Linked DNA regions of Homo sapiens: region 2 is linked to region 1. A link is an interaction called in ENCODE POLR2A ChIA-PET data of the cell type or tissue named here. Cell type or tissue: MCF 10A. All regions are shown on one strand. Each heading gives the region's core, and the rest is flanking DNA. Links, peaks and the distances in the headings are about the cores only.

Region 1 (5,393 bases), core at 88-5,087:
TATACATTAGAATCCCATGGACTTCTTCAAACTTTTCATAATAGTCAAGTTCAGAATTCATTGTGGTACACTGAAAAAAAACCTCTGCTTTATACTTTGTATGTACTTAACAATATTTCACCATTAACAACTATGTATATAACGGGACCCTCCTACATACCTAGCACTTCTTAGTTGTTGCACATATGGGGCAAAAACATAGTAAAGTTGCATATCAAATAGTTTTGGTACATAGAGAGTTTTTAACCTTATTAGAAAGATGTCTAACACATAAAAGAATAGGAAAGCACAAGTGATTATGAAGTAAAATGCTTAAAACTAAATAAAAATGTGGATATATTCAATTATATTTATTCCGTGATAAATAAAAACCACAGAACCTTCAATTTCTTTCAAAATTGCTGGGGCATATAAAAAGACAAAGAGGTCCAGAATTACAGTTATTTTAGCAAATTATCCAATTATGTATATGTCAAATAACAATAAAGATCATTACATTTGATTATTATTGCCGGGTATCTAAGTCAGAGATTTTTGACTTCCTGAATATGTATCATTTTTTTAAATAAACCAAATGCTTGGTGAATGTATTTAAAAGAAAAGATGAAATTAATTACACTGTAATGGTTATATCAAAGAAATGGAATCTTGAGAGTATAAAGGATTCCTCTGTGACCTTTAAAATTACTTTTTTCCCCATTCGATCAATAAGGTAGTGGATACTCCCATTGAATGACTTGGCTAAAAATGATAAGGTTAAGCAAGATGGTTATCATTTCCTAATTCATCTCCTGATCCCATGACAATCTATTTCATGTTCAAGGTTACTAACAGAATTTTTAATTAGGCATACTTTCTTTCATTAGCTTTCAAATTCCTTTAGTATCTTGTTTTTTCAACTGCCAAACTTAGCTTATTTCAAGTTTCTGACATAGCTTCCCAACACATTTTGTCTTTCCTGACATTAGCCTTTCTAGATCTTCCTCCTGTTCACATTTGCCCAAAAACCTGCCTGATAAGTTCTTCTACACACATAAATTGCCCCAGCCCTTAGGACAATCTCAACTTTTAAAAAACCTTCCTCTACATCATATCAGATGTAATGTCACCAAAAATATGAGATTTCTATTTCCAAAATGCATATTAGCCTTATCAATAAATCACTTGTTCCCCAAGCCTTCTCCTTAGTCTCAGAAAATAGATCTTTCACTAGAAGAAATGTGTATAAAATGCACCACGATTTGTCCTGCCTATTGGTTTGCTTACTCATGTGAATTACTTTCTTGGTGTTCAGCCAAGTTTATAAGAATTGGCTTATAGTCAGCTGGGAGTGGTAGATTTATCATTAAGTGGTTGGCTGACTTCCAGCTACTCCTTCATAGTCAATTTTGGTCTGAGAGGCAAAGTAGGTGGCATGTAATAAAATATCTTTTCTCATTCTATTCCTTTTGGTAAATTGTCTCATATTACAATGTATGGATTTACTTCCTATGTGATCCCCATTTTCTCAAAAGATCTATTTCAGTTAGAAATTGTCAATTTTTTATTCTGAGTATGTAGGTCAGTTGTTCAGAAATAAACATCAAAAAAGTTGTTAAAATTGTGACTTATAAATTCAATTAAACTCAGAAAGTGTTTTTCCTTCCCGCTCTCCTTCCTCTCTTTCTTCCTTTCTTTCTGCATACTCCCCTCCTGCATCTTCCAACCTGCCTTTTATCCAGCAAATACTCCCTATGTGAATGCCTACCCTTTTCCTAGGCCCTGTAGTCAGTGCTAGAATACTATGGTGGATATAGATACATAGGGTTCTCATAGTCCCTACTTTCTTAGATTTACCTGTATGAGGGCAAAGTGACTTTTGTACATGTTTCTATCCCAATCTCCAGCACTATGACACAAAGTAGATGTTCAGAAATATTTGTTAAGTTCAATTATTAGATCAAGAAGCTCTCTAGTTTCTACTAAGTAAGGATTCACAGATTTAAAAGGCAATATATGTCAATGACCTACATATTAATTATTTACCAAGGACTTTGGATTTCTGTCATATTTATCTGAAGTTTCTTACATGAAAGTAATGCCCCTATTTGCAAGACCCCTTATCACAGGAACACAAAACTAAAAGTCAATCTCTATTCTACCTCCTTCTACCCTGCTTGCTTTATTTTCTCATTGGTAAAATGGAGAACACGTCCAGCATTCAGCACTTTTAAGATAGCAATGGTACTGTAATTTTACATTAAAGCAATAAGCAACAAAATACTACATAAATGTAAAATATTATTTTTAACAACAAATTATTTTAAAAGGTTTTAAATGCTTCACATCATTAATTAACTAAAGTATCAATCAAGACTTTGGTCTTTGTATATTTTATTTTTAAGAGCTTTGTAATACATAATTTTCATTCTATATTTTATATATCTAAAATCTAAGTATTGATATTAATAATAAAAAAGTACAACCTGTTTAGTTGATCCTGTGAAAGAAATTGATCTAGTTTATATCTCTTCAAATACCAAGGCAGATCTTAAGCTGCAAAAAAAGATGAGAACCACTTCTGCATTTGGAATGTTTCTGGTGAGTTTATATCCTGAATGCCAGAGAAGGAGGTGGAGATTAATTTGGGGGCTTGGCTTCATGAAGTCCATGATGCAATAGTTAATGTAGATGTAAATGCATACCTGCAGCTGCAGTAACCACACAGAGTCATGTTCATTCATGGAGATGTAGAAATATCCTGCTGTTATTTTTTTAATTATTTGGCTCATATTCAAATTCCCAAGTCTGCCGTCAGGGGTTGGGGAAGAAGGAGGGAGAAAAGGAAAAGATGAGAAAGAAGAGGCCTGGGAAGAGAGACTGGGAAGGGAGAATCCCTTATTCACTCATTGACAAATAATAGCATGACTATGGTTAACTTTCAAAAGAATAAACTTATTGGAGTGAAGAAAGAGAAGCCAATGAGGAAAGAAATAAGACAGCAAGGACCCTCAATCAGACCTAGCTCAGTTTATTAAGACCTGCCAAAGAAGTCATTGGGTTGTATCTTAACATGTCAATTGGAAAACACCTATTTAAACTCTTTGCCTTTAACTCTTAAGCAGACCTGAAAATTTTAAAAAGCAGATGACAGCTAAAGAAAGAATGTAAACATCACTCACCTTTCGATTATTATTTTAGAAACCTGACTTCTCTCTGCTCCCAACCACAAAATAGCATACTGTGAATTTTTCAGGTAATGATAGCTACCAACACTTGGAATTTACACAAGAGAATTAGAAAAATAAATGGCCAAGGGTTTGTGGAATCCACAAATGCATTACCTTTCTTTTCATTTTTCTGCACCTACTCTGTCACTTAAGAAAATTATCCTTTGCTCCACCCCATCAACACCTCCAACCCTGTTATTTCTTATTTCTCTATTAATTACTGTTAGATTACATTTCCTTTGAGAGGCTCACTCTTACAAGACTCTATGTTTCTCTTAGTGACTTTTAAACTTTGAACTTTCTCCTAACTAGTATTTATTTTACTGTGTTGTAAATCAATGTTTGCTTGTCCAGAGTACTTTTTAAATTATAAATAGCTTGAAAACAGGGTCTTACTCTGTAATTAGCATTTTTTTCTGGCATCTAGTAGGCTAGGCATTGAATATGTATTTACTGAATAAAAGTGGCTGATTTATTCAAGAAATATAAGAAGTTAAGGGGGCTATAGTTGTTATAGAAAGCAATATCTAGCCTTATGCAAAATAAGAGGTGTTAAGTGGTTTCTGAAAAATGGGGCTTTTCATAATAGAAAATTAAGGTAGAAAAGGAGTAACCAGGGACCCAAATTTAGATTTTCATTTTACTTTGTTTTATGCAGTCTGTCATATTATTTGAGTTAAATAAAATATGTGTTGAAAAACAATCATTAAATGTACAAATTTACTCATTCATATGCCTACTATGTACCTTTAAAAATTAAGTATATATATACAAATTTAATACAGAATATAATTTTTAACCTTGCAGCATAGCTTCACTTTATTTTTTTAATGACAAGAATCTATGAAGTTTCCTTTATTGTTTAGCGAAAACATTTTTTAGTCCAAAAAAATCAGAAAATGAGCACAAGCTAATATAAACAGATTTAACCTCAATACATCTGTCTGTTTTTCACTTGTAAACAATTGGTTGCAGGGATGTCACAAATGCTCCTAACTCATGTAATTCTGGCAACCACAGATGTTCAATACACATTTATTCTTAGAAAATCTTTCTAATGTTAAGAATTCACTTACTGATAAAAACAAAACAACAGGCAAGATGGCCCTGAAACCTCATTCTTCTCCATGAGTAATGGGTACAGACTGAGTTACAAAATGTTTGAGTCAATGTCAAAAAAAAAAATGGATCTCAGATAAGGACCGGTTTTTAATGTTTATCTTGACCCTCAGAATTTGGGCAGATATCTTGAAAATATGTACATTTATTAAGTATTATAATAATGTCAAACAAAAAGAATGTGGGCAGATATGCAGACAGACATACTGCTGTTATACTCTGAAACACTGAAAACAAGTGTAAAGCTGGCACTTCTGTGTGACAGAGTTCCCAAAACAATTACTGTGGCTTTTTTGTGACTATTGGGCTTTTTCTGTAGCACACACTTTCTCTGGATCAAGATTAAAAGTCCTATAGAGTCTTTTTTATAAATAGCAAGATTTTAATATTAATAATGTGAAAATAAGTTGCATGTTTAACTGAGCCTTTGTCAAAGTTAACCTGTAATCCCCATTACTTGGGAAGCTGAGGCAGGAGAATCTCTTGAACCCAGGACGCAGAGGTTGCAGTGAGCCGAGATGGTGCCACTGCCCTCCATCCTGGGCAACAGAGCCAGACTAATTCTCAAAAAAAACCCAAAAAACAAACAAACAAACAAAAAACAGTGTTGATACATCAGCATTAACTAAAGTCCATGGTTTACGTTAGGATTTACTCTCTGTTGTATACAATTCTATAGTTTTTGATAAATGCATATTGCCACAAGTTTGTCAATACAATACCATACAGAACAGTTTCACTGCCCTAAAAATCCCTCGTTCTAAACCTATTCATCCTGCCTTCCCTACTCTGAAATCCTAGCAATGACTGATCTTTTTATTGTCTGTAGTTTTGCCTTTTCCACAATGTCACGTAGGTGGAGTCAAACAGTATGCAACATTTTCAGATTAGCTTCTTTGGCCTAACTATATGTATTCAAGACTTCTCCATCTTTTTTGGTGACTAAATAACTCTTTTTTTTGAACTGCTGAGCAATACCGTATTATGTGGATATACCACACTTTGTTTATCCATTCAACTATTAGAGGACATCTTGGTTATCTCCAAGTTTTGGCAATTAGGAAT
Region 2 (5,393 bases), core at 70-5,069, 150 kb before region 1:
TGATCCACAGTATTTTTAAATATGTTTTTATACCACTATATTTTGGGGTAGTTTGTTGCATAAAAGCAGATAACCTGAAACATTTTAACAATTGTGTGAGTGTGTGTGTGTGTGTGCGTGTGTGTGTTCTACATAGGTACAAATATGTTAGATGAGAAATGCCCAAATATTACAGAAACTAATAAAGCTATTTATAATTTAATTACACAGTTTGTTGTGTGTTTACTTTTAATTGAATCACTTCGTATAATATTTTGTTGCAAAGGATCAGGTGTCATGGACTTTTCTTGACTTTTCCCATTTAAAATTCTATAGTTGTGGATTCATTTGTAGAGCAGTGTTAAAATTATTACATATTTTTATGTGTTCATTTTATTAGTGTTTGAAAGAGTACTTTGAAAAATGTCGTGGCATTTTAAATAACATTTATTATATAATATACACGTCTGGGGGAAGAAGAAACTGAGATTATTCAATCTTAAGCAGTTTGAGAAGTACTAGCATAGAGATTCTTTAAAACAAAACTTCCTTTCAAAGTTGTAATAAAAAGAAATAAAACAAACAATTATTATTCTGTACAGAAATTACTTAGGTAATCTAGATCTTCAGGGGTCTTTACAAGACTTTAAATCTTCAATCCAACAGTATCTGATTTAGAGCTTTATACCTTGGAGAGTTCTTTATTATACGTTTTCTTTATTTATTTTTATCTCTATTTTCTGCTTTTCCCTCACTTCCCATTTGCTACTGGCCACTGATTATATTATTAGAAGAAAATAACCTAAGTAAAGCAAACAAACTACTGCAATTCTGCTCGTTTTCTTTGCTTTTATGGTTAGACATTTTCTACATTAAAATATTTATGAGATGAGGTCTAATCAAACCAAACCTCACTTACTTCTTTCTTTCTTTTTTTTTTTTTTTTTTTTGAGACGGAGTCTCTCTCTGTCACCCAGGCTGGAGTGCAGTGGCACATCTCGGCTTACTGCAAGCTCCACCTCCCGGATTCACACCATTCTCCTGCCTCAGCCTCCCGAGTAGCAGGGACTACAGGCGCCCGCCACCACGCCCGGCTAATTTTTAATATTTTTAGTAGAGACGGGTTTCACCATGTTAGCCAGGATGGTCTCGATCGCCTGACCTTGTGATCTGCCCACCTCGGCCTCCCAAAGTGCTGGAATTACAGGCATGAGCCATCGCGCCTGGTCCTTACTTACTTCTTTTAACCTCCTTGCAGATCATCTGCTTGAACATCTCCACTATCTCCTTCTGCTTGAACAGCTCCATCTGCTTGAACATCTCCAGTATCTCCTTCCGGTGGAGACACTTTGGTGTTTTTCCCAGAAGGAAACTTTACTTATGGGAGAATCACATTTGATGATTTTTAACACTTCTAATGAGTGGGATGGTTTGGTGATTTGGGACAATTATACTCAGATAAAATGTGATTATGCCCGGTCTGAGAAAGAAGAAACTAGGCAAAGAAAAATAAAGTGAGTTTCTAATGATCACACAGCTATTAAAGCAGAATTAGAAATCAAGTTTCACTTCTAAATGTTTCTGCTCAATTCATGCTTTTCATTTTTTGTCAGTCAGACTTTCTAACTCAACTGCATGCTGAAGGATTTTTTTTTAATTCCATCAAAATGGAAGCTCTTAGTAGTATTTTATCTTAATCTATCAGTTTAAAGTTTTAGAAGCTGGTTCATTAAAATGCATTTTGAAAAATTGATAAATGATTCGTTTAAGAAAGAAAACTGATTTTCCTGATTGCCTGTAATATTTTCATGCATTGATTTTAAATTAAAAATTATCTGGAAAATGTGATAAAGTTAATGGGATTATTTTTAATATATGTGTAGTGAGATAAAAGAAGTAAGAATATACTAATATTGCGGGAGAAAGAAAATTTGAGAGCGAAGGAAGACTTTTTTTAATTTTAGAATATTTACCAAAACCCCTTATTAAGCTGTATTCTTTTTACATAATTTTGCAAGATCTTTGGATATCAGGACAAAATGAGAAGATACACATGAATTTAGTTTGAAAACTATTTATACCTCTTTAATGACACTATATTTTGTAAGATTATTTTCACTTCAGAAAAAAAAATTGTCTCATTGGCTTTGAGGACTCAGGAGTTCTTTTGTCTCTAATAAAGAAGCTGTGAAACATAAAGTTACACTCCTGTTTATTTCTTTGGGTTTCACTTACTCTTTAGAGGATCTACATGAGCTTCTTAAACCTGGCTTGTATAGCATTGTTTTTGGCAATGCTAAAACCATGTTTTTGGCACATCACACACTATCTCATTATTACTCATGTCAGAATGTTCTCACTATCTGGGAAATCTCCTCTATAAATGCTTTGAACTGAACACACCTGTGATAGCTGGCTGGGGCAGAATCAACACAGCTATGAAATAAAGTGTTGCCTAAGGCAGGAGAAGTTTACAACTGCCTTTCAGTTCTAGGCATGTCAGAATTTGTCTCCCTTTTCCTTTCCTTTACTTCTTTGTGTTATTGTTGAGTGTGTTTTTAAGTGTGCCTTTACACCAGATAATCATATTTAATTTCACATTTCATGGTATACATGTGACAGAAGAATTTGATGGAAATTCATCAAATTTCATCAAAACTGACTATGAGTCAATATTCTACATGTTTCTCCCATTAAGATATATTTGTTTCTATTGTTTGTTTCGAAATGAATCATCTGGATGCAATTTTATGATAAGGATTGAAACTCTCATTTGGATATTATATTTTAAAGTTAAAAATACATTTCTGTCCATTACAAACCAGAAAAAATTTACTTATGCAAGACATATTTGCTGTGTGAGTGTGTGTGCCTTTCCCATCCTGCCATGCTAATTTTTAGACAATTGTCTCATGCTTGCTTTTAGAAAAAATTATGTTGCTTTCAGAGTTTAGTTTTTGCCAGGCTAGTCTCCAACAGATAACATTCATTTTCTAAAATGATATTCACTAATGAGATGAGTAACATTTCTTTAGACCTACTATGTGTGAGTAATTTCTAAGGGCTTGACATATGCTTACTAATTTTACCCTCATTACACTCTCATTAGTAGCCACTATAATTGTGCTCGTTTTTAAGGAAGGAAACTGAAACAGAGGCTAAGCTACCTGATCCATAGCACCCTGCCAGAAAGTGGCAAAGCCTACATTCTTAACAACTCTCATGTATTATTTCATTATATAATTTCAAAAATAATTCAAATAATAATAGTAATTACCATTTTTACATGTTTTTATGTACTCCATGTGAGATTTTGCATATTTCATTTTATTTTATTCTCTTCATAATGCTATGAAATACTTTTCAGCAATGTGGAAATAGAATCAGACATGCTAACTAACAAGCCAAGGTTATGAAGCTAGTAATTGGGAGCATATAGATGTTAACCTCTGTATTAGTCTGTTCTTATGCTGCTAATAAAAAAACCACACTCCAGAGTAGGTAATTTATAAAGGAAAGAGGTATAATGGACTCACAGTTCTGCATGGCTGGGGAGGCCTCACAATCATGGCCAAAGGCAAAGGGGTAGCAAAAACACGTCTTACATGGCAGCAGGCAAGAAGATGTGTGCAGGGGAACCCCCCTTTTTAAAACCATCAGTTCTCATGAGACTTACTGACTACCACGAGAACAGCATGGCAAAGACCCACCCCCATTATTCAATTACCTCACACTGGGTCCCTCCTACAACATGTGGGAATTATGGGAGCTACAAGTCAAGATGAGATTTGGGTGGGGAGACAGCCAAACCATATCATTTGGCCCCTGGCCCCATCCAACTCTCATGTGCTCACATTTCAAAACCAATAATGCCTTCCCAACAGTTTCCCAAAGTCTTAACTCATTTCAGCACTAACTCAAAGTCCAAATCTAAAGTTTCATCTGAGACAAGGCAAGTCCCTTTTGCTTATAAGCCTGTAAAGTCAAAAGCAAGTTAGTTACTTCCTAGATACAATGGGAGTACAGGCATTGGGTAAATACACTCATTCCAAATGGGATAAATTGGTCAAAATGAAGGGACAAGACACTCTATGCAGGTCTGAAATCCAGGGGCAGTCACGTCTTAAAGCTCCAAAATTATCTCCTTTGACTCTATGTCTCATATTCAGATCACGTAGATGCAAGAGGTGGGTTCCCATGGTCTTGTCCCTGTGGCTTTGCAGGGTACAGCCCCCCTCCTGGCTGCTTTCATAGGCTGGCATTGAGTGTCTGTGACTTCTCCTGGTGTACAGTGTAAGCTGTTGGTGGATATACCATTCTAGGGTCTGGAAGACAGTGGCCCTTTTTTCACAGCTCCAGTAGGCAGTGCCCCCAAGTAGGGCTCTGTGTGGGGGTTCACAACCCACATTTTTCTTCCACACTGCCCTAGCAGAAGTTCTCCATGAGGGCTCTGCCCCTGCAGCACACATCTGCATGGACATTCAGGCATTTCCATACACCTTCTGATATCTAGGTGGAAGTTCCCAAACCTCAATTATTGACTTGTGTGCACCCACAGACCCAACACCACCTGTAAGCTGCCAAGGCTTGGGGCTTGCACTCTGAAGCAAAGAACTGTGCTCTATGTTGGCCCCTGTTAGCCATGGCTAGGACGCAAGACACCAAGTCCTGAGACTGCACAAAGCAGCAAGGCCCTGGGCCTGGCCCAGGAAACCATTTTTTCCTCCTAGGCCTCCAGACTTGTGATGGGAGAGCCTGCCATGAAGACCTCTGACATGTCCCGGAGACATTGTCCCCATTTTCTTGATGATTAACACTTAGCTCCTAGTTACTTATGCAAATTTCTGCAGCTGGCTTGAATTTTTCCTCAGAAAATTGATTTTTCTTTTCTATTGCATTGTCAGGCAGAAAATTTTCTGAAAGTTTATTCTCTGCTTCCCTTTTAAAAAGAAGTTCCAATTCCAAACCATATATATGTGAATACATAAAACTGAATGCCTTTAACTATACCCAAATCACCTCTTGAATGCTTTGCTGCTTAGAAATTTCTTCAGCCAGATGCCTTTAAACTATCTCTCTCAAGTCCAAAGTTCCACAAATCTTTAGGCAGGGGCAAAAATCCACCAGTCTCTTGGCTAAAACATAGCAAGTCACCTTTGCTCCAGTTTCCAACAAGTTCCTCATCTCCATCTGAGTTCACCTCAGCCCGGATTTTATTGTCCATATCACTATCAGCATTTTAGTCAAAGCTATTCAACAAGTCTCTAGGAAGTTCCAAGCTTTCTCACGTCTTCCTTTCTTCTTCTGAGCCCTCCAAGCTGTTCCAACCTCTGCCTGTTACCCAGTTCCAGAGTCACATTTTCAGGTATCATTTCAGCAGCACCCCACTACCTGGCACCAATTTACTGTATTAA

What was found. ChIA-PET counts read pairs that join two places held together with the same protein. Peaks named below come from ENCODE experiments on the same cell type or tissue, not always from the same donor. Only the 100,000 strongest peaks of a DNase experiment are listed, where the experiment ranks them.
Region 2: POLR2A ChIA-PET joins it to region 1 with 14 read pairs; 2 of 35 experiments call an interaction of 5 or more read pairs at or near these places.

The regions. Positions count from the first base shown.
Region 1 is chr4:69,857,584-69,862,976 of GRCh38, forward strand. SULT1E1 (sulfotransferase family 1E member 1) reads right to left here and starts at 2,562. Exons shown (of 8, transcript NM_005420.3): 1 at 2,466-2,562; 2 at 1-70. The coding sequence starts at 61. In MCF 10A, for the core only: no CTCF peak of the experiment used is centred there; DNase peaks (open chromatin) are centred at 1,328 and 2,688.
Region 2 is chr4:69,705,677-69,711,069 of GRCh38, forward strand. No RefSeq gene overlaps it. Among named protein-coding and RNA genes, the nearest start is that of SULT1B1, 52 kb to the right of the region's middle. In MCF 10A, for the core only: no CTCF peak of the experiment used is centred there; a DNase peak (open chromatin) is centred at 2,375.